Linked DNA regions of Homo sapiens: region 1 is linked to region 2. The links are chromatin loops, found by intact Hi-C in ENCODE. Cell type or tissue: ovary. All regions are shown on one strand. Each heading gives the region's core, and the rest is flanking DNA. Links, peaks and the distances in the headings are about the cores only.

Region 1 (15,424 bases), core at 3,439-11,438, 58 kb before region 2:
TCCCAGCACTTTGGGAGGCTGAGGCAGTTGGATCACCTGAGGTCAGGAGTTCGAGACCAGCCTGGCCAACATGGCAAAAACCCATCTCTACTAAAAATATAAAAATTAGCTGGGTGTGGTGGCGTGCATCTGTAATCCCAGCTACTAGTGGAGGCTGAAGCAGGAGCATTGCTTGAACCCAGGAGGCGGATGTTGCAATAAGCCAAGATCACACCACTGCACTGCAGCCTGAGCAACAGAGCAAGACTCCGTCTCAAAAAAAAAAAAAAAAAAGAATAAAGAAAAGAAAGAAAACTCCACCTCGTTCGGGCTGATGAGAGTCCCAGTTGGGCACCCTGGTTCTGGCCAAAGGGCCGTCCTCAATGCCTGATTCACCCGGGCTGCTGGGGTGGAGAGTGGGGCTAGGAAGAGCCTCGGCCCATGACGAATGTTCACCCCTCCTGCTGCCTGGCTGTGACTTTTTCTCCTCAAGAGCGAGACATCTCCATGGGCCACATTCACAGTGGAGACGGCCTCGGGCTCCCCCTCTCCCTGCTTCAAGGGCCGAAATTCACAGGCAGCTGTGGGGACAGGGAAGCCCAACTGCTCTCTCACTAGCACACTGGGACTTGAGTTGGCCACAGTTGGAGAACCTTCTATCAATTACTTTCTTCCGTTTTTGTAGACTTTTTAGGTGTACTCCATTTGACGAAAACCTAATGATCTTTTAAAACTCCCAATATTTACAGTGGGTAAGTCAAGGGCAGTTATGTGTATCTCAGATACCCGAAGGTAACGTTAATGCATTAACATAATGTCCTGCAATTTACTTCAAGTATATTTAAAATACAGGTTTATACAGAAATCTATTTTAAACACTTTTCCCGGATGAGATCCTCTTATGAAACAAGATGTCAGAGCACATTCAAAACATCTTCGGCAGCTAAACCCTCTAGTCTCCAGTGCTGAATTTTAGTGTTTCCTTCCAGTTGTATACCTAATAAAAGATATTTTAATTATAAAGATATGATCTATCAATGCTTTCTAGAGTATAAACCCATGACAAATAATACAGAAATTATTTTAAATTTTGGCAATATTATCTCCTATTTTTTTTTTTTGAGACAGTCTCGCTCTGTCACCCAGTCTGGAGTGCAGTAGCGCAATCTCAGCTCACTCCGCCTCCCGGGTTCTAGCGATTCTCCTGCCTCAGCCTCCCAAGTAGCTGGGACTACAGGCACCTGCCATCATGCCCAGCTAATTTTAGTACTTTTAGTAGAGACAGGGTTTCATCATGTTGGCCAGGCTGTTCTCAAACTCCTGACCTCAGGTGATCTGCCCACCTCAGCCTCCCAAAGTGCTGGGATTACAAGCGTGAGTCACCGCGCCCCACCAATAAAATCTTAACAGTGACAATCCATCACCCGCCAACTGACCTGCTTCAAGTGACAGCACCGCAAGGCCCCCGTGTCCAGACCTCTGTACATAGGAACATGAAACCTGTGTACTTAACAAGATGCTTGGGAGGAATACACAGGATATTATGTACGCTGATCTCACGGATGAGACAATAATTAAAAGGTGACTGAAACTACCTTTCCTGTTGGTAAGCAAAAGCTTTCAGCCACAAATAAGGCAACAAGTACCTCTCAGACCGCCCGATGGCCGTCAGTAAGGATGGGGCTGAGAAGTAGTGTAGATGGAGAGAATCATGTGAATGATATTGATAATATAAGCTCAGTTCTCTTGACCAACCCTTGCATTCTAGAATTAAAGCTAAGATTAGATGATGTTCAGAAAAACAGCATACAGTACTGCTTTGTGTGGAGGACAGTAATTTTGTGTGTCTGGACTCACATGTATGTTGGTGCAAGCCAAACCTACAGATTTAAATGAGGGGTGACAAATGAGTCATGGGTTGATCAGCACATTATAGATTCTCATGGGAATCCAGGGCTATTTTACGTACGTCTCAGTGTCATGGGTGTTTTAAAGGTGCTCATCACATTACCATCTGCACTTCTGCTGTAGAAAAATGTCATAGCAAGAGGACAGGAGCCATGCTTCACTACTCTGGAGGTGGCAGTTCTCGGCAATGTCCCCCTTTTCTTGCCTCTTTGCTTAGCTTAGCATTTTCTGGTGCTTAGGGAGTTATAAGAATCCCAGACAGAGAGCATAGCAAATGCCAAATTTAGAGCTGAAAAAATTACCTTGAGGTTGTGCTTTGACGTGGAAGGCGGATGTGGGATGCTCTTTGCTTTTCTTTTTCTGTCCTTCCTTTTAGACGGGGCACTCTTTATTTTTAACCTGTCTAGACTGTGTATAAAGTAGTAAAGGGTCACTGAAGCACAGTTGCAGCATTCACTTGTATCAGTCCATATGTACGTCCCTGGAAGCTTTGCATTGTGGCAGCACTCAAGCACACACAGGAGCAGAGGATGATGAGTCCCTGGACTCAGCTGGGAGCTGGAAGGGATGGATGCCTCAGTGAATTCGGAAATAAATGATGATGCAACAGGACTGCAGATTGCTCAGGGGATTTGGAAATAGCAAAACAGACGGGCAGAGAGAGGTGCCTTTGAGAGCTGGCCCTGCACTAGAGTATAGGAAACTGGAAGGATGAGTTTATAACCAAAGTCACTAGCACAACTGTGATTCTCCAGAAGCTCCATGGTTTGGGGCCACCTTAACATTCATATCTCAGCTCACTGTGCAAGGCCCAACCTCCATCTGGACAGTATCACCCCTCAAGAGCCCACTCCACCCAACCTGAGCTTGTGTTTTCCAGACATGCCTGCACCCCAAGGCTTCCCCATTACCCCCATTCTGCCATTATCCTCCTTGCCACTTCCCTATGTTCCCAGGCCCATCCCACGTGCAACACTGCTCACCACCACCACATGGGGCCTCTGGTCATCCCTTTTTGGTCAAAAGGAAAAGTACAGGAGCTTCCAGGCCATCCTGGAAAGGTTTTCAGGCATAGAAAACACGAAGAGCAGGTGGGCAATACTTTGTGGTGCTGCCAGGAATCCTAAATACAGGTGAAAACATGGAAATTGCAATTCTCACCCAGCTAATTTTAGACTGACACTGGTGGGTGGAGAGACGGGGTATCTTGAGGCTCTCCAAGCTCAGTTTTAAAATGATTCTCTGCATTCCTGTGATAATTTTGAATAATTTGGGCCTGGTCTTTATAGGCATATAAAATGCTTTGCATTCCTTTGGGAATGTCATACTGAGTGTGAAAACCAAAAGGGATATTGTAAGTGGTCATTCTTCATTCCAGAGCCACCTGTGTCCACGCAACGATTCCGGATCACCCGCCGTGGGCACTCGGAAGCATGTTTATGCATGTAGCTCTGCACACGGGGGGGCGAGTGCTAATCAGCCAGAATGAATGTACTATCCCCATCTCTGATTCCACAGCAGGGTTCCTGAGTCACACACACCACACACAAAAGAAGCTCAGATTTATGCATTGCCTGATTGTTCTGGTCCTTAAGCTGAGTTTTAGGTAATTGGAAAGGTATCTTGCAAGTAACACTCTCAGCAGGACACAATTTATTATGCATGAAAGTTGAATCGTGAGAAAGGGAGTTGCCCCAAGTTGGCTGATGAGCTGATGAGTCTGGAGGGAGGCAGAGCCCTTCACGAAGCCATCTGACCTTCTCCCTGCCTGGACCAGGCACTGTGTATTTGCCCAGATGCATGTAAGTGTTCTTTGCTTGGTGCTGCCCAGGAAGACGGAGATGGATCCACAGGAGGAAGCCAGGCCACTCTCGGCACCTTTGCCTTGTCAAGAAGGGCTGGGTCTTCTTTGAGGACTTTGCCCTGCTGCAATGACAGGAAATGAGTTGAACTGGCATCTTATTTCCTTAGTCAGAGGGGCATCTTCTGTCTTCGGCCAGCTCCCAGGCACAATTCCTGGCAGATTCTCTCAAATCTGCTCCCCTAGCTGAACCACGCGATGCTCAGGATATTGCCTCTGAGTGTTCGCCTTATTTCTGCTGCTGGAACTACTGTTTGCCCACATCCAGGCTCCAAACCACGGCCCACGGCTCCCTCCCCTAGCCCCACCACATTCTCCAGGTTGTGAATCCCAAACATTCTCTCTCTATGAAGGCTCCTGGCCTCTCCATTCCTCTTTGCTGTCCCTTTGCTCTACTCTGGTTCTCATGACCTGCCTCTTTTTGGAACCGTTAGACTATTCTTCCAGCTCACGACCTTGTTTTCATACCTCCCTTTTCTCTTGTGTCAGCCAAAGTCCCCAAGTTAATGCTCCTAAGGCAGTAAGCTGGTACCTGTCCCCAGCGAAGACTTCAGCGGTTCCTGATTCTCTGCAGAGCTCACTCAGAGCACCTTTGCTGGAGGCTGGTGGCCCTTGCAACTCAGCTTAGGGCTCTACTTCCAGCACCCCCTCCCACCCATAGCTGGACCATCCTCCCCACGGGGTCTCGGGAGGGTCACACCCTCCCCCTCCCACTCTCTCCTGTCTTCTGTACTCTGGTATGCCCTTGCCACCCCCACCTTTCATGGCCTCTCCTCCCATGCCACCCCTCCAGGAGCCCCTCCTCAGCCTCTGCCTGGAGGCCTTCTACCCACAAGCTTCCACTTCTTCCACAGGAAATGGGCCAGGAGCCTCTCCCAGGCCCTTCCTTATGCAGCATGGCTCTGCTGTTCAGTTTTAGCCCATGGTGCTGATCTCCTTTGAGCATTCTAAGCTCAAGAATCATAGGGAATCTGGCCAGAGCCCTCTTGTTGTTACTGTCAGATGTGATCCCTGAGAATGGGATAATCCTGTAATTCAGGTGTTCTAAAATAAAATACAGGGAACACCAAACCCTGCACTGCTTCCTGTAATTGCATGTCTTAATGAGAGTGTTCCTGACATATCCAGTTCCATTGCATAGCTGTGCTGACAGGGACACAGCCACTTAATGGCAAGAGCAAGAAAAATATTGTCCCAGAGAATATCACATAGTTTATGTATCAAGTTCTCTAAGGTTCTGCGTGATTAGAGGCAAACAATTCAACCTGCCACCATTGTGTGCTGTTCATGAGAAAGGCTGATTCTTTCTACAAATTCTTCATTAATTCTCATCACCACTTAGGAGCACGGACGCCTCCCAAGACTTTTCTTTTCTCCAAATAATTCCTCTTTTTTATTTAGATAGGAACAGTGTGACCCTAGCTGAAGGGGCTGGGAAGATGTCTTTAATTTTTGGACAGGGCTTAACCCTTTGGTACCAGGACAGACATCAGGTGCCCCCGAGTCCTGAGTCTACTTGGGAATATTGTGATGGTCCCTGTTGACATAAACATCCTTGTGCCTTTGTCTTAAAGCAGGAGAAGAAAGCAGTCTGCACTATTATTCATGACGTGGCATCCCAAGCCGTAAGACTAAAGAATGGCTTTGGCAACAGGACTTAAAACTGATCTTGGCACAACCTTTCATTAACCTGCAAAAGATTAATTTTATTTCCCAGTAACTTAACAGAATTCAAAAGCTAGGAGAAAAGGCTTAAAGGAAAGTCAACCTTAGATATGTTTCTAAATATATCTTAACTCAGAAATATTCCCCCTCAGTCCTAGCATAGAATTATAATAGCTCTTCATCTTCAAAAAGTGTGCATGAAGGGTTCCAGCTCTTAGTGGTCCATAAACAAATGGTTGCAGGAGTCAAGAACTCAGGGTCGGAGAGGCTCCTGGATCTAGAAACATCACTGCCAGTCACTCAGGGGCAGGGACAAACCCCAGAGAGGGTCTACCTTAGCAACAGGACACATCCTGTGTGCCCATCTCAACCACAGGCCATCACATGCTGAGCGCTTCCATGTGCCAGGCACCATGTTGAGTGCTTCATGAGTTCCATCACATGTGTGCCTCCACAACACTGATGAGATGGGAAGGAATGCTTTATGGATGAGGAGACTGCGTCTCTGGGAGATGGCACCGTGGGATGGGGTGAAGGCAGGGTGTCAGAGCAGATCCTCCCAATGCTTGGCTAAACTGCCCACCTGTAAGGCAACCTAGAAGATACCAGACCTCCCTGTTGCTCAGATAAAGGGTCTGGGTGCTTGGGGTTGGAAGTTTGGAAAGCATCCTGGTGACGGCCATTCCCAGCTATGTGACCCTGGCCAACTTACTCCCTGTCCCAGGGCCTCTGAGATAAGACAGGATGTGGTGAGGCTGCCAGCTGCTGTGTGTGCTGTATGGGAGCAAGCAAGCCTACTCTGCAAATCAGAGAGAAAGCACCATCCGCACCTGGACAGCCGCTCTCTGTCCTGCCGTCTCCCTGAACAGAGCTGCATGCCCAGATTTGGTGCAGTCTCCTTGCTGGCCTCACAATCAGCTTTCCATGACACAGACCTGCCCATGGACCCCAGCATGGAACCAGGACTGGGCGAGGACTTGCCCTCAACCCACCCGTTGTGCCTAGCTAGACCCCAAGCCTCCTGTGTCCCCCATTGCGGGTCCCAAAGCCACCCGCACCCCCTGCCTTGGCACCTCCACACAGAGGCTCTCCCTTCATGCTTGCCCTCCTGACCGTGTGCCAGGAACCCCTGCTCAGCCCACACAGAGCCAGCTCCTGCGGCATCTCCCAGAGCCCTTCTAGACTGACGGCCGCGCCCCTGCAGCTCTTCTCCTGCTACAGTGGGGACTTCAGGGAACATTCCCAGCTTAAATCATGACACCCAAAGGACAAGGGCATAAATGGCATAAATGGGATTTGGAGCCTGAATTTTCTTAGTGTCTAGAGACAGAAGAGGATGGTAATCTAGGGCTTTGCGGGGAAGCGTGAATGGAGAGGCCATGCTGCCTCCCAGGTAGGGGAGAGAGGCTGTTACCAGTGCTGGGTGAGGCAGACCATGGAGAGCACTCTGATCGCCAGCGGGGTTGGGCATCACTCTCAGATCTTTTGTTCTTTTTGACAGTATCTCTCTCTGTTGCCCAGGTTGGAGTGCAATGGCACTATCACGGCTCATAGCAGCCTTGCCCTATGGGGCTCAATTGATCCTCCTGCCTCAGCCTCCCAAGTAGCTGGGACTATAGGCACACACCACCATGCCCACCACACCTGGCTAATTTTTAAATTTTTTGTAGAGATGCGGTCTCACTATGTTGCTCAGGCTGGTCTTGAACTCTTGGGCTTAAATGATCCTCCCACCTCAGCCTCCCAAATTGCTGGGATTACAGGCATGAGCCACTGCACCCAGCCTCACTCTGAGATATTAATGTGCATGATTAGACTTTTTAGTATTCATGTAATTTGTGGCTTGGTAAGGGAATACAATAAATATACTTTTTTGTTTGTTTGTTTGACTGGTTGTTGTAAAGAGTGAAGTAGGGAGGCAACAACCAAGGGAACTGGCTCATCAGAGCACTTTCCCCAAACCTCCCGTTCTTCAGTGAAAACAGAATCTGAGGGGAACTAACCTAAAGTTGCTAATTTAAGACTCTGGAGTGATCACAGCAATATATTAAATTAGATCTTAGAAACTGAGACTAGGAAAATCAAAAGAAGGAAGGAAGGGAGGGAGGGAGGGAAGGGGAGGGGAGGGGAAAGGAGGGAGGGAGTCATATGGGAGGAATGAGCTAACCCTCCACACAGATCCTTTTTGGAAGTTGTCAGGGTATAAATAAAACACAAATACTATTAAAGTGCTAATTATTGACAAATTGTTGTCAAGCAGAAGTCCTGCTTCGCCTATTTAAATGCCTAGGCTATACTTAAAATGTTTATATGCATAAATTAATGTAATTGGTGAATGGAGTATGAAATGAACAGAACTTAACAATACCTTATAGTTTGGACCAGGTGCAGGGAAACATTCTCAAACATCTGACTTGTCAAATATTTTAAAGCAGCGTTATTGCTTTCAAGCAATTCTGTTACCTTGCAATTAACAAGCTTATGTTTCAAAGGAGTTCTTTCAGTGGCCTACTTTAATAAGTGAAAGCTAACATTTGAAATTAACAGCCAATTTGTACATGTTTGTTGAAATTCTTAAGGACATTAGTATCTTAAGTAGGTTAGGCAGCTTCCTTGCTAATGTTTGAACATCGATGTAATTGGTCCACACAGCATTTTGTCCACCCTAATAGCCTGCCTCTCCTGTGTGACAGTCTTCTAACGATCCTCACATTCCAACACCCATGTGAAATGAAATGGGCCCAGGGAGGGGTGTTACTCCAATGTTGCAGGAAACCGGGATTCTGAGATTCAGAGAACCCCACCATCCACCTGAAATCCCTAAGGGGGTGATGAGCGAGACCTGGGTTCAGCCTGGGTCTTCCAACCCCAGGTTCTACGCTCTTACAGCTCCTCTAGCACCCATCCAGAACCAAGCTCCTGACCCAGCAAGAGAGGCCACCTCTCTCTAACTGCCAGGCCCCTCTGTGAAGACTGTAGGGCTTTGCGGGAGCCTGGGAGCACAAGGAACCCATGCTGCACCCACTTCATCCTCCCCATGGACCCGGGGCCAGGCAGGCTTTTTTGGTGTCCAGAACTCACCCGGGTTCCTCCCCAAGTGGCCTCTTCTCACAGGCACATTTTCAGAGGGGACACACACAGGTCCTCAGTTTATCCCCACACTGCTGTCCCCGAAACAGGCGCCCAATGGAAGGTCTGCACGGTCTTTCATCTTCCACCTCCTCCTCTCAGCATGCTGCTGCCCGAAGTTCTTAATGTCCTCCTGCAGCTCAGAGAACATGGGATTCTTCCCTCTCCCCTCCCCGCCCCACCTCCCCCACCCGCCCCTCTCTGTAGAGGAAGGACCCCTAAGAGGTCCAGGGAAATCATTTAGCACATCCACGAGCCTGGGTGGAAAATTAGTTACATCATTATTTTTATCAACCTCTACCTGAAATTTAGCACTTCCTCCAATTAGGAGTGTAAGCAACACACGGCAGAGTTTGTTGTGACTTTGCACCAGGAGAAACCACAGATGTCTTCACATCACATAACAGCTGTTGATGGTATTTTAAAATATTGTTTATGCTCATCACTACTTTAAAAATGCAAACCCAAATGTTAGTTATTATTTAGTGTCTTAAAGTAGCCCATATATTTCTATATTGATTATGATTTTTAATGTTTCCAAAGCTCTATTTCAATATATTTGGTTCCTCTTTTAAGCCTCTGTATTTTATTGTATACATTTAAGAACACTATTCCGAGACAGGGGCTGTGGCTCTAAGAAGGTGAGGTTCCCCACCTGGCATTGTGACATGTTGTCCATCTGGCCGGCACCTCCTTCCCACCCAGCTCAAGGCCTTTCACCAAGGCCTTTCCAGGGGCTCGCGCCCCTCCTCCACCTGCATCCTCCCAGCTCTGCCTTTGGGGATTTTAATTTGAAGGAAATAAGCTCCCATTCCAGACAGGGCCGAGGTTGGCTGGGCCAACCTGCCTCCCCTCTGGCAGTGAAAGGCCTGCCCTCTGCACTCTCAGCCACCTCAGGGCCCAGGTTTCTGGGTTCAGCAGAAGGAAGCACAGGAGCTGATTTGCGGGGAGCAGCAGCAGCTCCCAGGAGAAGGCGCAAGGAGGCCCCTGCAAGGCGGAGCAGAAAGGAGCAGGTGCAGGGGGTGAGGCAGCTGGACAGGGCTGAGGCAGCTGGATGAGGCTTCAGCCTTCACACCTGGAGAGCAACTGGCTGAGCTTGGAGGAGAGAAAATCACCTGCTAGCTTCGCTGTTTGCTGCTGCTGTGATGCCCGGCTGCTCCTCATAAGGTATGCACTTCCCAACCCTTCACTGAGCTACTGTCGCCAGGCAGGGTGCCGGCACTGGGGACACTGCACAGAGCAGGACCAAGGCGCCATCCTTGTAGGGTTTGAAATACCAGGCCACGTAGCAGAGCCCCGGTGGCTGCTGACCTTCAGGGTGTGGGCCAAGGAGGTGGCTTCGGTGGCTTCTGGAGGTATCTGCCCGCTTCCACAGCCCTCTGCGGCACCCGTGCACTCTCAGGCCTCTCCCTCTTCCTGTAGCTGCTTAAGTCACTCAGGAGGTTTACATAACAGACAGAAAATTTACCCGGTGTGATAGGTGGGCCGAGAAGAGGTGGCCGCCTGGGTGCTGTCCCCAGGGTTCTCCTGCAGCACGGGGCCTGCACCCCATCGCATGACTCTGCAAGGGGCTGCTCACCCTCCAGCCGTCCCCACCGAACCTCCGTGCTCCTGGCCCGCATCCTTCCTCTCCCTCACCTCCTAAACTCGGTCACCGACTCTGCCCCATCAGGACACCCTCCTCTCTGCTGCCCTGTCACCTCCGCACCCAGCTGACTGAGGGACAAAAGGGGACATGGCACTGCTCTGAACCCAGGAAAGCTGGGAATGGACTTGCGTGCCTTCCTCACAGTCACAGCTGCATCCTTTGGAGATGCAGCAGCAATGCCTGTGAGACAAGACCTTTAATGAGCTTCTAGACACTGCCCTCCGGGTGCTCCTGAGAACTCGACTTTGTCAGAGTCTCCTCCTTCTGCGAAGGGGCCCCAGACATAGGCAACCCATTTCACCCTCAGACTCCTCTGCCGACCCAGCAAAGCCCGGGGGTGCATTTTGTCCTCTGAGATTTACCACAAGGAAGCCCCCCAAAAGAGTAGGCGAACCCAGGACCTTCTCAGCTGTGCTCCTGGCCAAGGAGAGCCCAGGGGAGGCTGAGGGAGAGCTCGGGAAGCTTAAGGAGGGTCTGGGAGAGGGGAGAGCCCGGGAAGGGGGTCCTGGGGGAGGGTCTGAGAGTGGGGAGAGACCGGGAAGGGGGGTCCTGGGGGAGGGTATGGGAGTGGGGAGAGGCTGGGGAGGGTTGAGAGCCCGGGGAGCGGGGAAAGCCTGGAGAAGCGGGAGAGCCCGGGGAGTGGGGAGAGCCTGGGGAGGGGGAGACCCCGGGTGGGGGCTGAAGTCTGGAGAGCGGGGAGAGCCTGGGGAAGGGAGATGCTGAGAGAGAGCCCGGGGAGTGGGGAGAGCCCGGGAAGCAGGAAGAGCCGGGGGAAGAGGGAGAGCTCGGGTAGGGGGGAACCCGGGGAGTGGGGAAAGCCCGGGGAGGGGGGTCCTGAGGGAGAGCCCAGGAGTAGGGAGAGCCCAGGGAAGGGGGAGACCCTGGGGAAGGGGGAGAGCCTGGGGAGGGGTAAGAGCCCGGGGAAGGGAGAGAGCCCGGGGAGAGGGGAGAGCCCCGGGAGGGGGGAGAGTCCCGGAAGGGGGGTCCTGAGGGACAGCCCAGGGAAGGGGGAGAGCCCAGTGAGGGCAGAGAGCCCAGGGAGCGAGGAGATCCCGGGGAGGGGGGAGAGCCTGGGGAAGGGGGTCCCTGGGGAGGGCCCAGGGAGAAGGGTTCTCTACCATCTCTGGGAGGCAGAGCACCAGGCCTCGTGGGCACCACGGGGCTCAGCCTCTCCTTCTCTTGTCGGGGTCATTTCTGACCAGACAAATTATGTCCCGACTAGCCTGCTATTCTGCCAACCCAAAGGGGTATTCTCCTCTATACTCCGAGGAAAAAAAGACATCATCCCAACAGCAGCTTCATTAGCTTTATATTTTCCTCTCATCTTTTGAAGCTGGAAGAAGAGGTTCTGTGTTAAAAATGTTCCTTCCCACTGTGCATAATGCTAATGTCCTCCACATATTAAAGTTAATGGAGTATTTTACACACTGAGAAGAGCTGCTGTGACCTTTTCTTCTTTTGGATGAGTCTCTTATTTTTTTCTCTCTTACCTCTTCCCCTCCATGTGACTCTTTTTCCTTTTTCCTTTCTTTGTTTTTTATTTTATTTATTTTGTGGTGGTTGTTGTTGTTTCAGATATGTAACTGCTGTAGCCAAGAGACCAGGGCATTAGGGCTTGTATTTCCTTAATTGCAACAACAGCAAAAAATATCATCAAATAATATAGAGGGAGACAAAACGCACCTGTTTTCTTCCAGGTATGGCCTCTGTAGAACCTCCTGCTCTTATATGAGAAGACTGAGGTTTACAGTCTCTTTTGCAGGGCAGGAGTGTTGAAGCCTCCTGGAATTTAAAACTGCCAAAAGGGTTAAAGAAAAGCTGTGGTCTTGAGTCTATCTCATTGTTTTAAATGCTGGAAAAATGAAAATGCCTATGTTAAGCCTGTGTGTCTGACTTAGTGGAACCCTCAGCCCTCAGCCAAACTTGACTAGTGTTACACCTCAAGGATCCTTTAATCGGGTGCATAACAAGGATCTGGACTGGCTGCGCAGTGTGTCCACATAAGCTCCTAAGGCCTTCACTGCAGCTTTTCTGAAGAGTGGGGACCCAGGGCCATTCCTCCTGGGCCCACTGGTCATTGTCATCATCAAGTCTGTTCTCTTTAAATGTTGCTGTTATGAAAGGAGCTGGAGGGTAGCCAATCACTTGTACAACACTACTTCAGTCTTGTTTCACTTCTCAATATTTGCAAAGTGATAAGAGAGACAAGTCTGCCATCCTCATGTTCCTGTTCGTAGATGATTCTCAGGGGAGCTGGTATTTATGTGACATAAACAAGAGCATGCATTTGCAAGTGCATGCACACACATAATTCAAGAACCTTGCTATACATTGTATTTATTTTTAATGTTTATAATTAAGATAAATGTAGTGTTGCCACTATATAATAGCATAGCCCAGACTGACTACATTATCTTCATGATGTTATTAGACAACAAAGCTCCAGCCATTAAAGGAAAGTCATCTTTTAGTGACCAGAACATACTGTATCCCAGACCCCATGTGGCATGACCCAGCCTAACTTTCATGTGCAAAATCAGGGTTCTGTATCTTCCATTTGAGTGGCATTGAGGGAGAGAAAGGGTGATGCAGAGGCTTCCAAGTTCAGACCCTGCATGATGCAAGGCATGTTGTGGAGTTCTGCACATGAGGAAACTGAGGCCGTGGGAGTTTAAATATGGACTCAGCTAAAGAGGTTCAAAATCCTGGCCACCCTGGAGAGCTTCCCTAAGACCCTACAGGAGAAGGTAAATTCTTCTTCAGGACAACTTTGTGTCAGTTCCTGCAACCTTCAAGCCACAATCTATGTGATTCTTATCAGTTTTAAAGGAAAGTATTTTATACACAACTCCAGATCCCTGTTTTCTGATAAACCTCAAAATTGTATTTACAACACTGATCTATTTATTGCTGCTACCCATACATGGTGGCATAAACAACTTTTTCATTATGCTCATGATTTCTTTGGTTGGGAGTTCAAGAAGCAGCATGAGGATGGTTTGTCTCTGCACCATGATGTCTGGGACCTCAGCTAGGAAGACCCAAGGCTGGGGGGTGACCTGACAGCTAGGAGGAAACATCTGGAGGTGTCTTTACTCCCACATTTGGTCATCAGTGCTGGCTGTTTGCAGGGACTTTAAACAAGCCATCCATAGGAGGCCCATCTCATTGCCTTTCCATGTGGTTTCTGCACATAGGCTAATTTGAGCTTCCTCACAACACGGCAGCTGGCTTCCTCAAGCAAACGTCCTACATCAAGGTGGAGCACAAGATCTGGTTATGATCCAACCTTCAAAGCTAGGCAGCATCACTTGTACTGGACTGTACTGGTCAAGGCATTCATAGGAGGAGACATAGATGTCAAGGCTCTGGAAGATTATAAGGGATGGGAAAAATTGCAGCTGCTATTTTGGGACTATATAGTCTGCCACAGCTGTATTTCCAAGGATGAAAGAAAACTATACACATAACGTATTTGTATTAATAGGTTCATAGGAAAATGAATAATGACGGAACAATTGTTTTCCTAAATACTTTATTCAAATCAATATATCAAATTAACAAAATCTCTTTGACCTAAAATGCCTTCTGTCAGTTCTTATAAGTTCATGGCATTATTTCAGTAAAAGGTAAAAGGCAATTTGACTGAGATGCTATTATAACCTCTCAGGTGCCCGTTGGCATACAAAGCAATGATGATAAACACATTACCTGATGGAGATAAAAGGGCTAAGAATCTTGTGAATCTTCAGTGGGCAAAGTAAACAGCATTATGTTGATAATGCTAAATGATAGCATTAAATATTTTAAGAGTGTTAAAAAATAAGCTAAGTTAGCATATTCCATCAAATATCTGCAGCCTGATGTTTTGTATGTGTACAAGAAAGGAATAGAAACTGTCTCAACAAAAGAGAGCAACCTTAAAGCATTTGCTAATCTTCCACATGCATCTCACTTGTTATTCTAAAAACAAAGTGTTGGGAAAGCTTATCTATTTACTTTTGCTACTTAAGTAAATAACTTATCACATCATAAGTGCATTGCACTTTGAAGGTTTCAGTTGGTTGGCTTAGCACATGGTAAACACCAATTTGGCATTCTCTCTTGTTAAGTGGCCATTTGCAAAATGTATTATTTCAGATTTGCTGAAATACTGAATTTCTAAGTTTACACTCTGCTTATTCATATTTTTAAATAACTCTTTTGCCATTTGGTCCCAAACCCATGTGCTGATGTGTCTGCTGGGTCTCATTTCTTCCCCTGTATTAGTATCTGAAGCAGTGGCATCCTTTTTTTGGGGGAAAACTCTACCCTGGGAAGGGACAGAAAGATTTGAAAGTCATACCCTTTTCTGGAGTGCACCCCAGGCCAACTATGCACTCCAAAGAATGATACTTGATCAGATCAGAGAACATGTCCTTCCCTATGCCCTACCACCATGTGAATGAGCTTCCAGTATAATAACCATGAGTTGAGCTTGAAAAACCACAAGACATATACTCTGACTTAGGTGCCATATATAAGGGAATCCAAATGCCAAGAGAAGAGGCAAAAATAAGGACATTAGAAGTTTCTGACACCTAAATCTACACCAAACATTGAATACACTTCAACTCCTGGCCAAATTAACATCAATTCTCACTTGAAAGTCTTATTTAACTCAGTATCTTCTGCTCTATACCATATGTCTATATTTCAACATAATATTACAAGGCAGGCCAAAAGTCAAGAGAACACTGATGAGACAAAATAATCATCAGAACCAAACTCAAATATGACTCAGATGTTGGAATTATCAGACATGTAATTTAAAACAATTATGATCAATATGTGAAAGACGTTGATGGAAGAGGTAGACAACACATAAGAAAATGGATGTCAGCAGAAAGATGAAAAGAAATGCCAGTAATACAAAACAGACAAAGAAATGAATAATTTTTTATTGGGCTCATATGTAGATTTGACATGGCTGAAGAATCAGTGACCTTGAGGATAGGTGAAAGGAAATGACCCAAACTGAAACACAAAGAAAAAAAGGATGGAAAATAAAACAGAGCAGGACAGGAAATCCAGGAATGTGGAACAATACAAAATAGTGTAACACAGGGGTCTCCAACCTCCAGGCCACAGACCAGTACTGGTCCATGGCCTGTTAGAAACTGGGCCACACAGCAGGAGGTGAGTGGCTGGTGAGCAAGCATTACCACCTGAGCTCTGCCTCCTGTCAGATCACT
Region 2 (15,424 bases), core at 4,599-12,598:
GCTCACCACGACTTCATTCATTCATTCATTTATTCATTCATTGTCCTAGGAGGCTTCCCATTTTGCATCCCTTTATCTCTGCTCCCTCCAGAATTGTCCATAGTGAGCTCTGAAGCTCAGTTCCAAGACAAAAAGTTGGGGAGGAAAAAAATAAAAACTAGCTTTTAAGATCCGAAAGTTAGAGGAGCGAGAAGGAAGCCAAGCAGCGGCAGGCATCCCTTCCCCACACGACACAGACTTCCAGAGCTCAGAGACCATGGAAGATGCAGGTTCACGTCATGAGCCATCTCTGAGTGTGAGCCTTTCTGGTCCACTGCAGAGGTGTTGGTGTGTTTTAGCTGGTGTGTTTGAGTGAATGACATGCCGACTCCCATACTCACCTATAAAACCTAGTAATGTCACTGACCTTAGGTGGAAATGGGACCCGGTAGAAATCTGGCTTTCTGGAGACGGCCATGAGAACGAGCTAGGACATTCTGCCAGGGTAGTCCTGACCACAGGGGGCCCGCGGGTGGCTTGGGAGTCAACCCTCCTCAGCATCACGTGGGCTCCCGTGGCTCAGTGCTTTGGTAGCATCTCACCCCATCTGCCAAATGAGCCATTTTACTCCGGTGATCCCTCCATGGTGGCCTCCAAAACCTCCATGTTTCCATCTCCTCGTGACCCCAAGAATCATGAATTTGATTACACCAACACCTGGTCATGTCATTGAGCACTCAGGAATATAGGTGTTAGTTTTGTATCAAATGATTTTATTGATGGATGAATTTTACTAACGCCAACCATGTCCAGGGTGGGGACGGTCAGGAAGTGAATGACTCATGGCCACAGCAGGTGAGGCAGCTGAGGAGGAAGGTTTCAGGTGTCCTCCAGTGGTTTTCATGATCTTATGCCGGAGTTTCTCTCGGGGAAATGGGAACTGTCATTGCCTTCCGCACACCTCCAGTGGGTAGCAGAGATTCAATAAGATAGATAGAAATATGCTTTAGAAAATTACGAGTTATTCAAATAAACAAGCACACCATTCTTGGGTAGAAAGAGCAGCACTAGAGGAGTCTTATCTAGCCCATCCCTCAGTACTCGTGCTGGAGATCCCAGACCCCACACTGATGGAACTCAGTTGGGCTACTTCCAGCCTTCTCTTATTCCCTTGGGGCCAAGTAGAAAAGAAGTCTGTCTTCCCTGCGGTGTGGGGGAGCAGCAGCAGGCCCCAGCCCCACATTTGTTTCTTGCAGTTAAAGAACTGCCCTGGTCATAGCAGGGGTGAGCACAGTTTCCCCCTCAGCCTTCTCTGCATCAACAATGCCTTTTTCTGAATCAGGAGCCGTAGATGAGCCCTCCACTCACTGCTTGTTCCGACTTGCTTACAATGACTTCCTTTTTCTTCTCCAACTCTGCAGACCAACAAAGCCGTGGCCAAGGGGGACTTGCACCAGGCCAGCACCAGCTCCCGGCGGGCCCTATTCCTGGCAGTGCTGTCCATCACCATTGGGACTGGCGTCTATGTGGGCGTGGCCGTGGCCCTCATCGCCTACCTCTCCAAGAACAACCACCTGTGAGCTTCCTGCGAATGGAGGGGGAGCACCCGGGGCCAGGTCTGTGTGGACGTGGAGGAAGCAGGCATACCGCATGATGCTGTACAGTACAAATGATTGCCAAATGATGCCACGAAGCCCTGGGATTTCCTACCCATGGATTTATTTTGTTTTTATCCTTTAATTTCATGTTCACAGCACTGTGTAGAGCACCAGACAGACGGGCACTGCTAATCCTTCCAAAGGAAAGCTCCAAAGATCCCAGCCCGCAAGGCTGTCTCTGGATGGATTCTGGTGGATGAATGGCAACGCGGCTCTCTGCAGCCTGCCAGTGCCCAGAGTGCCACCGCATTAGCAATATACAAACAGTCCAAAAAAGTGTTTATTTTTTATGGAATACGGTGCAATAGGCAGAGGACAAGGGACACATCACTCTTCTGTCTGTGGCCCTGCTGGAGTCCTTTGTGCCCCCCGGAGTCCACACGCCTTCCCTGCAAGACGAGAATGGGGCTGGGAAGAAAGAGGCAACACCACGGCTGGCAGGAGCCCCGCTGCACTGCTCTGCAGACCCATTGGCCTGACCCTGAGAAGCAGAGCCAGCAAAGCCCGGGACCTGCCCCTCTTTCTTTCCCTTCACACCACCCCAGCCTCAGGATGTCAAGCCACCTCCGGAACGTGTCTACACTCCACAGCTACCCCGCAGCAATACGCACTCTTGGGACCTCGCTGATCTAGGATGGGGAGGCAGGCCACCGCCCCTCCCAAGACTCCTCAAGAAAGAGCCCCGCGGTTGCTCCGGAAACTCGAGGCACTGCAGCTATGGGCACTGCCTCAGCCTAAAGACACAGGGGCGCCTCCCAATCACCGCGCTGGCGGATGCTCACCCCGTCATAAGCAGAAACTAGTGATCCTGGAAATGAGATGGGCCTTACTCTGTCGACTAAATGAATAGCTATTTTCTTGTCATTTTTTAAAGTGCAACTCTTGCTTCATGCTGCTTAAGTTACCAGATGAATGCTGAGAAATAAGTAATCACAGACATTTTAATACCATTTCATTGCTGTTTTACGAGTGTTCATTACTTAACAAAAAATTATCTTTTAGCTTTTTCGCTTAAGACTTTTCTTTCTGATGAATAGCTGTCGTTGGGTTTCATTTATACTTTCCCCTTGTGGTTTAAGGAACTGCAGAGCCACCCAGGCCTCCACTGCTGAAATAGTAGGGGGGTCTCAAGGAGAACCAAAGTCCCTGCCGCTTCAATTTCCACCAGTAAATATGATCGTCCTAATCCCCTCAGTGGACACAGAGACCCCCTCTCCAGGACGGTGGCTCCACCGGCAGCACTTCGCAAATTCCTGAGGCCTGGGTCAGCCCCAGGCTGACTTGATGGGTCAGGATGTGGCCTTGTAACTGCAACGTGAAGCCAAGGTTGAGAACCACTGCCCTGGACTAAGGTCTCTGTGTTTGATCCTTCTGCCTGAAACTCTCCTCCTTGACCTTGAACATTTAATATTCTGAAAATTATTAGCACTGTCTTCTCGGGTCAAATTTGAGATCCATCTAGCATTTGTCTCTACTGGGTGGTTCACAAACACTGTAGGATGTTAACCCTAAGAAGTAGATAAGGAAGCCAGCCAACACCCCTGTAGGAGTTAGAGTCACTGGCCATGGAGGGCATAGGTTTAGGTTCAAACCAACCTGGATTTGAATCCAGCTGTGCTACTTTCTAGCTGTGTGATCTTGGGTAAAGGTTTACACCTCAGTAGGGCACAGTGGCTCACACCTGTAATCCCAGCACTTTCGGATGCCGAGGAGGGTGGATCACGAGGTCAGGAATTTGAAACCAGCCTGACCAGCATGGTGAAATCCCTGTCTCTACTAAATATGCAACAAATTAGCCAGGCATGGTGGTGGGCACCTGTAATCCCAGCTACTCGGGAGGCTGAGGCAGGAGTATCACTTGAACCCAGGAGGCGGAGGTTATAGTGAGCCGAGATTGTGGCACTGCACTCCAGCCTGGGCCAGACAGAGCAAGACTCCATCAAAAAAAAAAAAAAAAAAAAAAAGGTCTACACCTCTCTGAGCTTCGTCTCTAGGAGAGGATAATCAATAAGGCCCATTTTGAGCTTCGTCTCTTGGAGAGGCTAATCAATAAGGCCCATTTTGTGGGGTTGCTGGGGAAGGCACGAGGCACAGACCATCACGCCTGGCAGGAGCAGGTGGTCATGGTTACTATCATGTCCTTGGCTGGCTGTCCCATGGCTGGTCAATGTCCCTCCATCTCTCAGGGTTCATTTATCACAAGTCATTGTGTCAAATGGGCTTCTTTGCACTTGTCCTGAAATGATCCACTTTAAGTTCAAAGGCTCCCCAAAGGTGCATACCTTTGGATGTGGTAAAGAAGTAGAACCTGTCTGTATATCCACACCCATCATTTCTGTCTATACTGTCACAGTCACCCTAAGCCAGGCCCTCAGTGCCAGGTACTTTACCTCTGCTAGATCAACTGCCCATCTTATTCCAGCCTCTGTATTTCCAGATGGAAAAGCCTCAGTTCCCAGGGGCTTGGCCCTAAGTTGTCAAGCTCTGCCAAGTCTTTCTCAAAGGCTTTACCTATGGGTGTAAATGGTCCTAGGTGGGCACAAGGAACAGGGCCAGCTGAAGGCAGCCATGGGGCCGAGCAGCTCACCTGGCAGCTAGGCACAGTGTGTGACAGCCCTGCGACTGGCTTGGCCTTGGCGGCAGGGAAAGTGACTGAAGGTCATCTTTGGTGGTTGTGTTAGTGACTGCTGTCAGCTGAGCCATCTTCCGAGTGTGCCGGAGCGACCTGCACCTCCCTAAACCTGCATCATTGCTGTTAGGCCCACGTGGCATCCACTAAGCACAGCTATGCCAGGAACACATGACCTCGCCTCATCCTCCCAATAGTCCCAGGAGGGAGGTGTCCCCACCTCCTCCCCAGGTGTCCCTGCCTTCCGAGGCATCCCCCCACCTCCCCAGGCATCCTCATATCCCAGGTGCCCCCACCTCCCCAGGCATCACCACCTCCCCAGGTACCCCCACGTCCCCAGGCATCCCCGCCTCCCCAGGTACCCCTGCCTCCCCAGGTACCCCTCCTCCCCAGGAATACCCGCCTCCCCGGGTACCCCCACCTCCCCAGGTACCCCCGCCTCCCCAGGCGTCCCTACCTCCGCAGGCATCCCTACCTCCCCAGGTACCCCCGCCTCCCCAGGCATCCCCAACTTCAGCAAGTGTCCCAAATGACTTGACCAGATGTCATACCCCAGCTATTCCCAGGGAACTACAGTGGGTTCTGAGGAGAACATGGTGGGGGAGGACCCATCATTGGTCACCATGCCATCTGCAGCTGCCACAGACAGGCCACACAGCTAACCAGGAACCAGGCCCCCTGACACCAGGACCAGCCCCTCCAGAGCTGGGACAGGGCTTCCCTCAAACTCAGCCAGCTCTGCAAGTGGCCCTGCCCTCTGCAGCAGCCTCTGGGTTTAAAATGACCAGCGGAGCAATCTTCCTGCTTGCCAATCGCCACTCCCATGCCCTGGATACCAATGTCAAGTGGAGCGTGCACGGAGGCCATGGCCAAAGCCACCCTCCAGAGCCGTGACCTAAGTTCAGGATCTGACCCCTGAGGTTTCATAGCATCCCTTAGAGGCTCCTAGTGGATGGGCTGAAATGCCTGTCCTTATGAGGACATTTTTGTGCTTCCCTCTTTCCCTCAAAGTCCACCTGCATTAGTTGCCATCAGTGCTGACATCTGTTGATCCAATTTGCCAATAAGCCATTAACTGTCCCTTTATAGCCTGAGCTGAGGCTGAACCCTTGGAAATCACAGCCGTCCCATCTCCTACCTAGGGATGCCTCCATGCGCTACTTTGTGCTGATAACACTGGGATCAATTGCATCAGGCGGTGGCTGTGCTGTCCCCACCCCCGTGACCTCCTGGAAGTTCCTCCCTGCTCTTCAGAGTGAGCTTGGCTGTCCAAGGGGTGGGGGTTTCACTCCCCTGAGGCTCTTGTCTGAATATTCTGCTCATCTTTGAAAGTAATGGTGGATGCTAGACCAAGACAAAGGAGGTCTTCAGACTGAGGGCTCCCTGCCAAACAAGCATGTCCATTGAGTAATGAATTTGTCAACTGCCTGAGCCTCACAGGAAAGAGTCAAAGCTCCCTGTGGGGAGAGGAAGAAGGGGCAGGAGCTGCTGACCCTGCATTTAAGGTGCAGCGGGACTCAGGACCACAGGGGTGGCTTCACTTTCCCACAGGAGTGAGGGACGGGCATGGCATGGGGCATCAGAACAGGGTGGGAAATGAGAAGGTTGAGTACAGCTGCCCCATGCACAAGGGGATGGGGGTGGCTGGGATGGAGCTCCAGGCAGGTATGCATAATGGGATGACCCCCCTGGGCGGGGGAAGACCCTGAGGGCTCTAAGGATTTGCCCAAACCTACCTGGTGGAAAAGAAGCAGACGGGTGTGAATGTGGATGACTCCACGCAGAAGCACCAGACTAGAGACATTCCCAGTGGGTGGGGCCGGGCTTGGCTTTCCAAACCCAAACAACAGGAGAGGGGCGATTCATGCTGTGGGGAAACCTGTATTTTCTTGAGCTGAAAAGTGGGAAACCAGCCTCTACTCCAGGAGAAAGGCCAAGGGCTCAATCCTTTGGGTTTTGTTGCTGCTCCTGCTGATGGTGTTTGGTGTGTTTTGTTTGTTTTGTTTCGTTTTGGTGTGGTTTGATTTGGTTTTGAAGGCCCATGGGGTAGGACAGCTTTTTTCAGGAAACCTTTAAAGGCCCAAGGACAGCAGCGTGCAGGAAAGGTTGAGTCCTGGCCTTCACACTGGGGACACAGACCCACACCCGCTCCAGGATGCCCACCGTGAGCCTCTCACGTTGGTCTGAGGGTAGCCTGAAGGGCCTCTAGGCACTGTTGACAGCTGTCTCTGGTCACTTCTGTCCAGCAGAGGCCACAGACCCACCACAGTGCCTATGGCTGCACATGCTGGCAGCTCCACAGGAGAGAATGAGGAATGTGAAGAGCTGAATCCACGAGACCTGTGCTCAGCTCCCAGAGCAGGCTCGTACCCAGGGCTCCCAGGGTGGGCTCATGCCCAGGGCTCCCGGGAGGGGGGGTGGTCCCAGGGAGGACCCGTGCCCAGGGCTCCCAGGGTGGGGTCCCAGGGTAGGCTCTTGTACAGGGCTCCCAGGGTGGGCTAGTGCACAGAGCTCCCAGGGTGGGGTCCCAGGGTGGGCTGGTGTGCAGGGCTCCCAAGGCAGGCTCTTTCCCAGGGCTCTCAGGGCAGGCTTGCTTGCTCGCTCACACACTCCAGCACAGCTGGAGCATCCACTGCCGGGCCTTCCCATCACGGCCCTAAAGCCATTAGTTAGGAGCGACAAGGACAATGTCTTTGTCCTGATTCTGACCAAGGTCCTTTCTGACTTTCATTGCAGGCAACTCAATTGCCTAATGTGTGTCTACAGTCACCATGTTGTGTTCAAATATCACAACAAGGAGCCACAGGCACACAGTTCCCACATTAGATCTGAATAGTTGCCTTGACCTGTTCTTGAGATTTCTGCCTCTGCTCCAATCCAGGACAAGTGCTGTGGCTGCCCTGGCATCAGGCCTGGCTTCTCAGTGCCACTGCCCCTGCCCCAGCAATGCAGGGGCAAACATGGTGGATCTGGGCTGCAGACTACGAGACAAGTGTCCCCTTAGCTGAGCATGTCGTCAATCTCCTCCGTCACCCGCATGCCCTTTGCTCCAGCACAGAATGAGCCCAGGGCTGCGCTTGCCCAGGACAGAGAGAATTCAACAACTGGGCCTACACTCAGTCAGTAAAGGCTGAGTGAAAATGAGGTGCTCTGGGAGGTGCCAGATAGGTCCTGGAGGGCTTATCCCCTGCACCTCCTACTGTGTCTAGGGGATTGCACTTTGCTTTTTACTGAAACCAGGTCACTGGGGGCAAATTTGAATATACATAGACAGAGATAGAAATAAGATATTTAAGAAAGAGAGAGGTGACACAAAATCACGGTATCTGCACCACTTCCCCCAGCTCCAAGCCAGCGCTCTCCATTCTGATCAGCCTTTGCTTATGACACCTCAGGACACCAGAGTCCAACTTATGACACAGCCAAAAAATGGACAATGATTTGAATCTGTTGTCTATATATGCCAGAGCATCCATATTTGGGTTCCAATTATTTTATTAAACCATTCAAGATTTGCAGGTGGAACAAGATGGTCCCAGTTCCCCTAAGTCACCTGAGCTAATGTCTTCATTCCCTGGATAGAGTTGGCACATTTTAAGCATCATCTATTTTTCTACTGAACTGGCTGATGAAGTGTTCCTGCTAAGTAGGAAGAATCTGCTAAGGTGGGCCCCGACTTGCTGAGGGCTGAATTGGCGGAAGGGCTGCTGAGGAGCTGGGAGACCTCTCCTGCTTAGCACAGCGAGCGACTCTTCCATTATTCTCTCAAGATGTCCTTCTGTCATTAGCGACAAGGGATGGTCACTATCCCACCACAGTCTTTAACGTAGAAAAGAGATGAGGCTCACTTGCCCTTCTTTTTAGTCCATAATGGAATAATGGGAAGGAATTAAATGTAAAGCTTTGTTATTACTCCCAGAGAAGAATCCAGCTCTTCAGGTATTCTAAACCAACTCTCCATCTGGCGTTTGTAGATTCTCAAACAATAGGTGCTTTAAAAATAATACATATCTTAAATTTGAAGAGTGCATTGCAAACTGGTCTGTTTCATATTCTCAGCAGTCCTGTGCCACATCTGAAATGGAACTCAAAAGGCTGTTTCCCTCAACACCCCCGGGTGACAAACCCGGATTTGGGCTCAGCCAAGGAGCAGTGAGGCCAGTGCCCCATAATCACGGTTGCAAGATGGCCACAGCACTCCCTGAGTCTCGTCCCGCTGAGACCCCAGCAAAGAGGGTCTCAGTGCAGGCTGTGTTCACCCCTGCACTGAGCATCCCCTTTGGGGAGTATGTGGTACCAGGATGATTTGCACCAGGAGAGAAGCTGGGGATGTCAGGCTTCTTCCAAATGCCCTGCCCTGATGTGTGGCTTCCCCCGGAGCAGGTGCAGCCTTTCAGGCATGAAAGGGACCTCCCCACAACCCCCACCCCAAGGCTTCATCTGAGTCCAGTTCACAAGAAAGTGGTGACTGCAGTGGTTGACGTGGAAGGCAAAGGCCTGGAGAATATGCAGCCGGGGGCCTGGGTGAGCCATCCATGCTCGGGGATAACAGAGGTCTGACAGCAAATAGAATCAGCAACCGGTGTCAGCTTTGTACCCACTCCTGGGAGATACTTGTGAATGTTTGGGGAGACATTTTTGGTTATCACAACTACCCCTCTTATGGATAGAGTCAGGGATGCTGCTCAACATCCTACAATGCCCAGGACAACCCCCACAAAGAGAGCTAGCTGACCCCAAACCTCAGCAATGCTGAGAATCCCTGCACTATTCCACCCGGGTTGGTTACTCACAACACAAACATTCACATTTTGAAAAGTGGCTCTGAATTAGTCACCATCCAGATGGAACCTGCCAAGTAAGCTTGGAATCCACTCACAGACCTATGAAAGGACTTCCCTGAACACCCCTATCATAGTTTAGCTGAAGAGAGGAAGGGAAAGTGGAGAAAGGGAACAAGGGAGCCACCCCCTCCTCTGAGCCCTGCAAGAAGCCTGTGGAGTCGAACATCACTTCAGCTGCCTGGTGCACACTTCCACCTGCCTTCACCAGCAGTGTGCTGATTCCCATCAAACAGGAGCAGTGAAATGGCCACTGCCTCCCACTGGAGGTGGCCTGGGGCTTTGTAGAGAAAGCTTTCAGGGCCGCTCAGTCACTGAGTCCCAGAAATCCTCTGATCCAGAAAGGGCTGTGGGTCTTATCCACAGAGGACAGAGACAGGCCCCACAGGAGAGGAATGAGCCCAAGTCAGCCAGGTCATGGTAGGTGGGGACTCAAGTCTCCTGGGTGGTGGGTGAGCCTCCTTCCCAGCTACTCCGCTGTGGGCGAGGACCAGGGTCTAACCGGGTGGGGCACAGGCATCACCAGCAGCCTTGCCATCCTTTCCGGGATGGTGGTCTAGATGAGGCTGGGAACCATGTGCTCTGCATTGTGCAAGCTGTGGGCAAGAAATCAGACCCACAGAGCACGACTGCTCACAGAAAAAGTATGGTTCCTTCTGCTCCTTCTACATGAATTAGGAGAGGACTGCATTTGAAAAGAGGTTGGACAAGGCCTATCAGAGGCTGTAGGGGAGGTTTGGGCTTTCATTTAGTTATCTGCAGGTTTGTTCATTCTGAGTCACTCAGCATCACTGTGGAATAAAGCCAGAGGTGCAATGCACGGGGCAGGCATTCCATGCCCCCTTGTGAATGCCAGGACAGTTTCACAAGCATTGCTGAGCACCTATTGTGTACAAGGGCTACAGTGGGCCCTTGGGAAACAAAGATGAGGAAGGGGGCAGAGCTGGAGAAGTGCACAACCTCACTGGAGACAGTGCAGGGGCAGAACCAAGGCCATGGGCACCGCGCCCTCAATGCAGGGGCAGGGGCCTAGGGAAGGGGTCAAGGCCGTAGACCACCCAAGTCCAAGAGCATGTGTTTGTGGTGGGAGGTGCTGCTCAGGCCAGAGTAGCAACCTTGAGGGAGACTCATTCATTCTTCCAGCTTCCTGGGACACTCTTCCAGTTCTCAGGCTTCCATCAACACTTTGCAAATGCTGCATCTGGCCCCATGTGCACATATCTGTGGTGCTTGTGTGGGGGCGGGTTCCTGCCTACGCAGCTCTGTCAGCTTTGGGAGAGATGGAGGTGCTCCCCAGGACCCCCACACCTGGGCGATGGTCTCCCTTCCTAAAGGGGATCAGTGAGCGGCCACAGCGCTCTCCTTCAGTCACTCAGATGGCCACTGTTGAGCATTGCCTATGGCAGGGTACGTAAGGCAGGGCCTTGTTTCTAATGGGCCGAGAAGATCATCTTGACAGTAGGGCGCTGGCAGAGGAAGAATCAGCCTGGGGTTCTCCCTTTTCAGACCCATCATGCCCATTCTCACATTGAGGATGAGGGGCACTGATAGAGGGGCATGGTGCGGAGGGAGGGTTCTGCCAATCATGGAGCATTCTATGATGTCATCTTCATCTGTACGGTGGTCTCAGGGGTCTGTATCCTCGTGATCCCCATGTCCCAGATGGAAGGCCAAGGCTCAAAGAGGTTAGGAAATAAATTGTCCCAGGTCACACAGCTGGTACAAATCTCAGCTTTGCTCCAGCTCCGCCCGAATCCCAGATTGGTGGTCTCAACTGCTACACACTCCACTCCACACACGCACCTTCTGGCATAGTTAGCTTTGCTGGCCGCTAGTTTGCAAAGGAAATGGAGGTGTGGCCTTCCCAGTTTTCCAGGTGTGAGGTTCTGGGACTGAGAAGGCCTTGCCCGCCCTCTCCACTGCCCTTGATTGGGATTCTTGGTCCCCACCACTCAGCTGGGTAGAATCAATCAGATTATATTTTGAGCTTGGGAAGATGAAACTCAGGTCTTCTCTCTGGAGGGGAAGGTGATTGGTCCCAGAAAGGGAAGGCAGCCCGTGTGTCTGGAGGGCCCCTGCACTGCCAGTGTGTAGCAGACACCATCACAAGCTCTCCCTTTGAAGCCCCACCACAGCCCTCAAGGGGGATATGGGTTTTAACCTTCCCACTCTACAGATGGGGAAACAGAGGCTCAGAGAACCAGTACTTTGCCTGATGGCAGAGCTGGTCCACAACAGGCCAGAGTCAGAGTTCAGGTACGAGTAGCTCCCCAGGAGGCCAAACACCCAAAACACACCCGTCTGGAGAGTGGCCTCTTGAGGAGTTGCCTGTGTGGCTTTGCCAGGGCTGCCGTAACGAACATCACAGACCAGGCGGCTTAGACAACGGAAATGTACTTCCCATGTTCTGGAGCCTGGAAGTCCCAGATCAGCTGTCAGCAGGACTGGTTCTTCCGAGGTCTCTCCTTGGCTTGTGGGTGGCTGCCCTCTTCCTGAGTCTCCTGCGTACATGTCCCAATCTTCTGATAAGCACACAGCCATCTAGGATCAGGCCCACCCCTGGTGACCTCATTTTAACTTAACCACGTCTTTAAGGATTCTATCTCCAAATAGTCACATTCTGAGGCCTGGGGATTAGAATTCCACCATATGAGTTTTGAGGGGACACAACGGAGCCCAAGTCACCACCCAAGCTCATGCATCTCCCATCCCTGTCCAGATACACTGCCAAGCCCCTTACCAACACCCAGAAGAGCTGCCATCAGCCACACCCACATCTGTCTGTCTGTCTGTCCACCCGCATCTGTGGGCCCCACATCCATGCTGTGTTTGATCCATGAAGGGTTCAAGCTGCACACACATGGGCAGTGGGTGTTCAGTATATGGACCCCTTCTTCCCAAGGCTGCAGAGAGACCAGCTGGCATCTGCACAGGATTCAGACTTGGCTGTGTTGACTGAGCTGGGGATGCTGCCCCCGAGGATCCTGCAGGCAGAGGGCAAGAGGACCTCTATGATGAGGAGCTCCCTGGCTGGGGGCTGTGCATTCCCCACCCTGCCTGCCTACAGCCCTGCCATGCCTGAGTTGTGAGAGAGACCCAGAGAGGATTCGCCACTCAGCCCTGGGGCTCTTCTCCTGTGTCAAGGAGCTCCTTGGGAACCGGCATGCCCCGGTCAAGTGGGAGTCAGTGGGGCCGCCAGGACAAGGACCTTAGACCAGTGAAGATGCCTGGCTGGACATGGGGGACCCCCAGGCGGGACCAGAGAGGAGCACTGGAAAGGATGGCATTGGTGAATGTGCTCACACGCACTGGGGGGTGCCCCTAGGGAATTGCCAGGGATCCTTGACAGGCAGATTTTCAGACTGATGAAGTCCTGCCTGAACCTACCTGAGGGTAAGAACCAACCAAGTGTGTGCAGCTTCTGCTACCACAGCCCCGTGTCCCACAAGCAGCCCACTATCCTGGCTGCCCCTCTGTGAGGAGCATGGCCGCTGACAGCCTTCAGTGCTAGAGCCACAGCCCGCTTTCCCTGGGGCAGCCCTGGCCAGTGACCAGGCCAGGCGGAGGCACAGGCCTGCCCCTTCCCACCCAGACCAGCTATTCCCGCCAGCACCCTGGGCTTAGAGGTGTCCAGAGGTTGCCCAATGTCCTGAAGGCTCCTTCTGCCCAAGCCCACAGTCTCCATGTCTGGTTCACAGGCGTCACTCCCCATACAAGCCTCCCCGCTACACACCTTGGTGCTGCTCCCTGGAAAGCCTGCCTGCACCGGCCTCCCCTGGTGAGGTCCAGGGAGATTAGGACACAGATGTTAGGAACGTGAAGCCCAAAGAGGTGAAAAGATAACCATGAGCAGCTACAGCCTAACCCATGTGACTCCCGCACCATTGAAACCAGCAATCCATCTTCCAATTTGAGAAGCACCTTGCCACAGCTCACTTTGAGCCCTTCTCACAGATGAGGGACTCAGCCTGTTTCAGTGACTGGCTCTGAGGCTCGGGGCCCTTGCGTTCCATTAGGCTCCTGCCTGCTGGACCCACAATATTCTTCCACAGCATCCATCTATCCTCTTCATCCCTCCTGACAAAGAGGCCCCTATGCTCACAGGAATCCGCAGAGGGTTGCAAGAAAAGAAGCACGCTTGGCTATGTGGCAGCTGCAGCTCTGTTTTCAGCCCACATGGACTCATTCTGATGGAGACAAGTCTGACAGGCTTAGAAAATTTACTCGGAATCCTCAGCACAGTGCAAACTTTTGTCTCCTCTGCGAAAGAGAGGAGGCCTGTGTTTGTCTGTAGAAGGTCCCTGTTAGCAGAGCCTCCAAGGAAGGTCGTAGTGAATGTTTGGGGTAAATGTTTGCAGAACGTGATTTGAACAGCGCCAAGGCAGGTGATACTGTTTTTCATTCTGTGATTTCCTGTGCAATTAAACTCTCTCAATCTTCACTTGTCTCTCACCTGTGAAATAGATCTCCTCTGGACTAAGACTCAGCTCAGTTGTTCTAGGAGCAGAACTTAACTGTTATGGTGCAGCTAGAAAATACTTGCTGCTTCTAAGTTATGCACCAAAGAGAAAAATAAACACATCTTAGCTTGAACATTAGAGAAACAAATTTAACTTCTTGGAAGATGAACCAGGCCAGATCTCCCACTCACACTGAAGCCACAGCTCCTGAAGAATGGCCCTGGAGAATGTGAAATGACAAAGAAGTCTCGAGCAATTGGACTGCCCCGGGGGTCAGCTTCTGCCCTCTCCACAGCCCAGGGGTGTTTTTTGGTGCCCTCCTCTGGCAATCCCAGGTGCAGAGAACGGCCACAGCGGTGCAGCTCCCGTAGTCTCTGCCCACCCACCCCCACAAGCTGAGGCTTTTCTAGCATTCACTCAGGGCCTTCCAGACTCAACCTTCAGGTAGAGAGCTCACATTCTTCCGGCTCATATCTGATAAGACTAAGGTTTTCTACCCCTGAAGAGCGCCTTGGGTACTGCTGCCCTGGAATGCCAAAGGTCAACTCTGAATCCTCCCAACAACACCCTGCCAGGAGATGGGCCTCTGGCAGACCAAGCACCTTGGCCTCTGATGCAGTGGGAGCCCCTTCTCAGCCCATGCACGGCCCATGACCACACCCTGCCTATCTTTCAAGGCCAGCTGATACCTGCTCCAGAAAGCCTTCTTTGACACTTCCCCAGCCTTCAGGAAGCGGCACCAATCCAAATTCCAGAGCCTCTAACATCAGGCCCCACTGGCCACTCACTCCCAGAAGAGGGCCATGGAGGGCTGACTCCTAACCACTTACCACATGCATTGTTGTTGCAGACCTGCCCAGTGATCCAGCTGCTCTGAGCTCAGAGGTAACGGTGGTCAGTAAGGGAAAGTAAGGTCTGCCTCCTTCCATGGGGGCAGACAACACCCAGGCAAACCAACAGACAGGCCAGCAGCCACAGAGAATGAGAGGACTCGAAGAGACGGGCAGCGACGGAATGGGTGCCACCGGGCTTGGGGGTGCCACTGGAGATGGTCAGGGGGTAACTTTAGATCCCTCAAGCCAACTCAGTTGCCACTGACACAAAAGCCCTGGAAAGATGAGAGGCTTATGCCCTGGTCTATCACCTAGATGTGCCTGAAGCCAGCCCAGGGTTGCTGCTCAGGACACTCACGTCCTGGCTGGCACCCCTCCCAGGTGCCTGGCAAAGTCACGGCCAGAACCCACTTCCCACATCCTTCTTTTGGAGCCTGCAGCAGAGGCTGCGTGGGGCTTGTGGAAATGAGACGTGGAATTTAGGATGGCTGGGCTGATGGCTGACCATGAGTTCAGGTCGCCACACCAGCACAGTGACAGATGCCAGAGCTGATAGCAATAATTGATGATGCAGGTGAGGAAGAAGATCGTATCTCGGTGTTACAAGCTCTCAGGTTACGCTCTGGAGATGCATCTCAGCCAGGAAGTAGTTTCCAGAGAGCACAAAGTGAAAATCGCATAGGGTCAGTATTGCCTTTGTAATTTTGTAATGTGGAATATAAAAATACTATAACAATGTAATATAGCAGAATTACATTCTTTTAACTGATATCAAAAACTATGTTGGGTTTACAACCCTGCACATGATATAGCTAGTGTCATCTGTACAACAATAGCACAGTCTCTCTTAGTGCACCAAGGGACTCGATTCCACAAGGGGGTTCTCAGGGTGCTTCGCAGCAGGCAACTCTGCAACCTGTTCACAAGGGTTCCAGCTTGCTGGCTTTTCTATCAGTTATTATTATTCTCATCTTCTGGAGACCAGTGCATCAAGTTTTCTAATTGCCTTTCAGTCAGTGTTTGT

The links. A loop is a pair of places that touch in the nucleus more often than their neighbours do. Peaks named below come from ENCODE experiments on the same cell type or tissue, not always from the same donor. Only the 100,000 strongest peaks of a DNase experiment are listed, where the experiment ranks them.
Region 1: it touches region 2 in a loop (4-fold over the local background); 4 of 110 quality-filtered maps call a loop at or near these places.

The regions. Positions count from the first base shown.
Region 1 is chr20:24,607,106-24,622,529 of GRCh38, forward strand. All of the region lies in intron 3 of SYNDIG1 (synapse differentiation inducing 1), which reads left to right. Among named protein-coding and RNA genes, the nearest start is that of SYNDIG1, 150 kb to the left of the region's middle. RefSeq lists enhancers at 3,162-4,061, 8,870-9,687. In ovary, for the core only: no CTCF peak of the experiment used is centred there; no DNase peak of the experiment used is centred there.
Region 2 is chr20:24,663,946-24,679,369 of GRCh38, forward strand. It overlaps SYNDIG1 (synapse differentiation inducing 1), which reads left to right. Exons shown (of 4, transcript NM_024893.3): 4 at 1,401-2,671. The coding sequence ends at 1,559. Among named protein-coding and RNA genes, the nearest start is that of SYNDIG1, 200 kb to the left of the region's middle. In ovary, for the core only: no CTCF peak of the experiment used is centred there; a DNase peak (open chromatin) is centred at 8,496.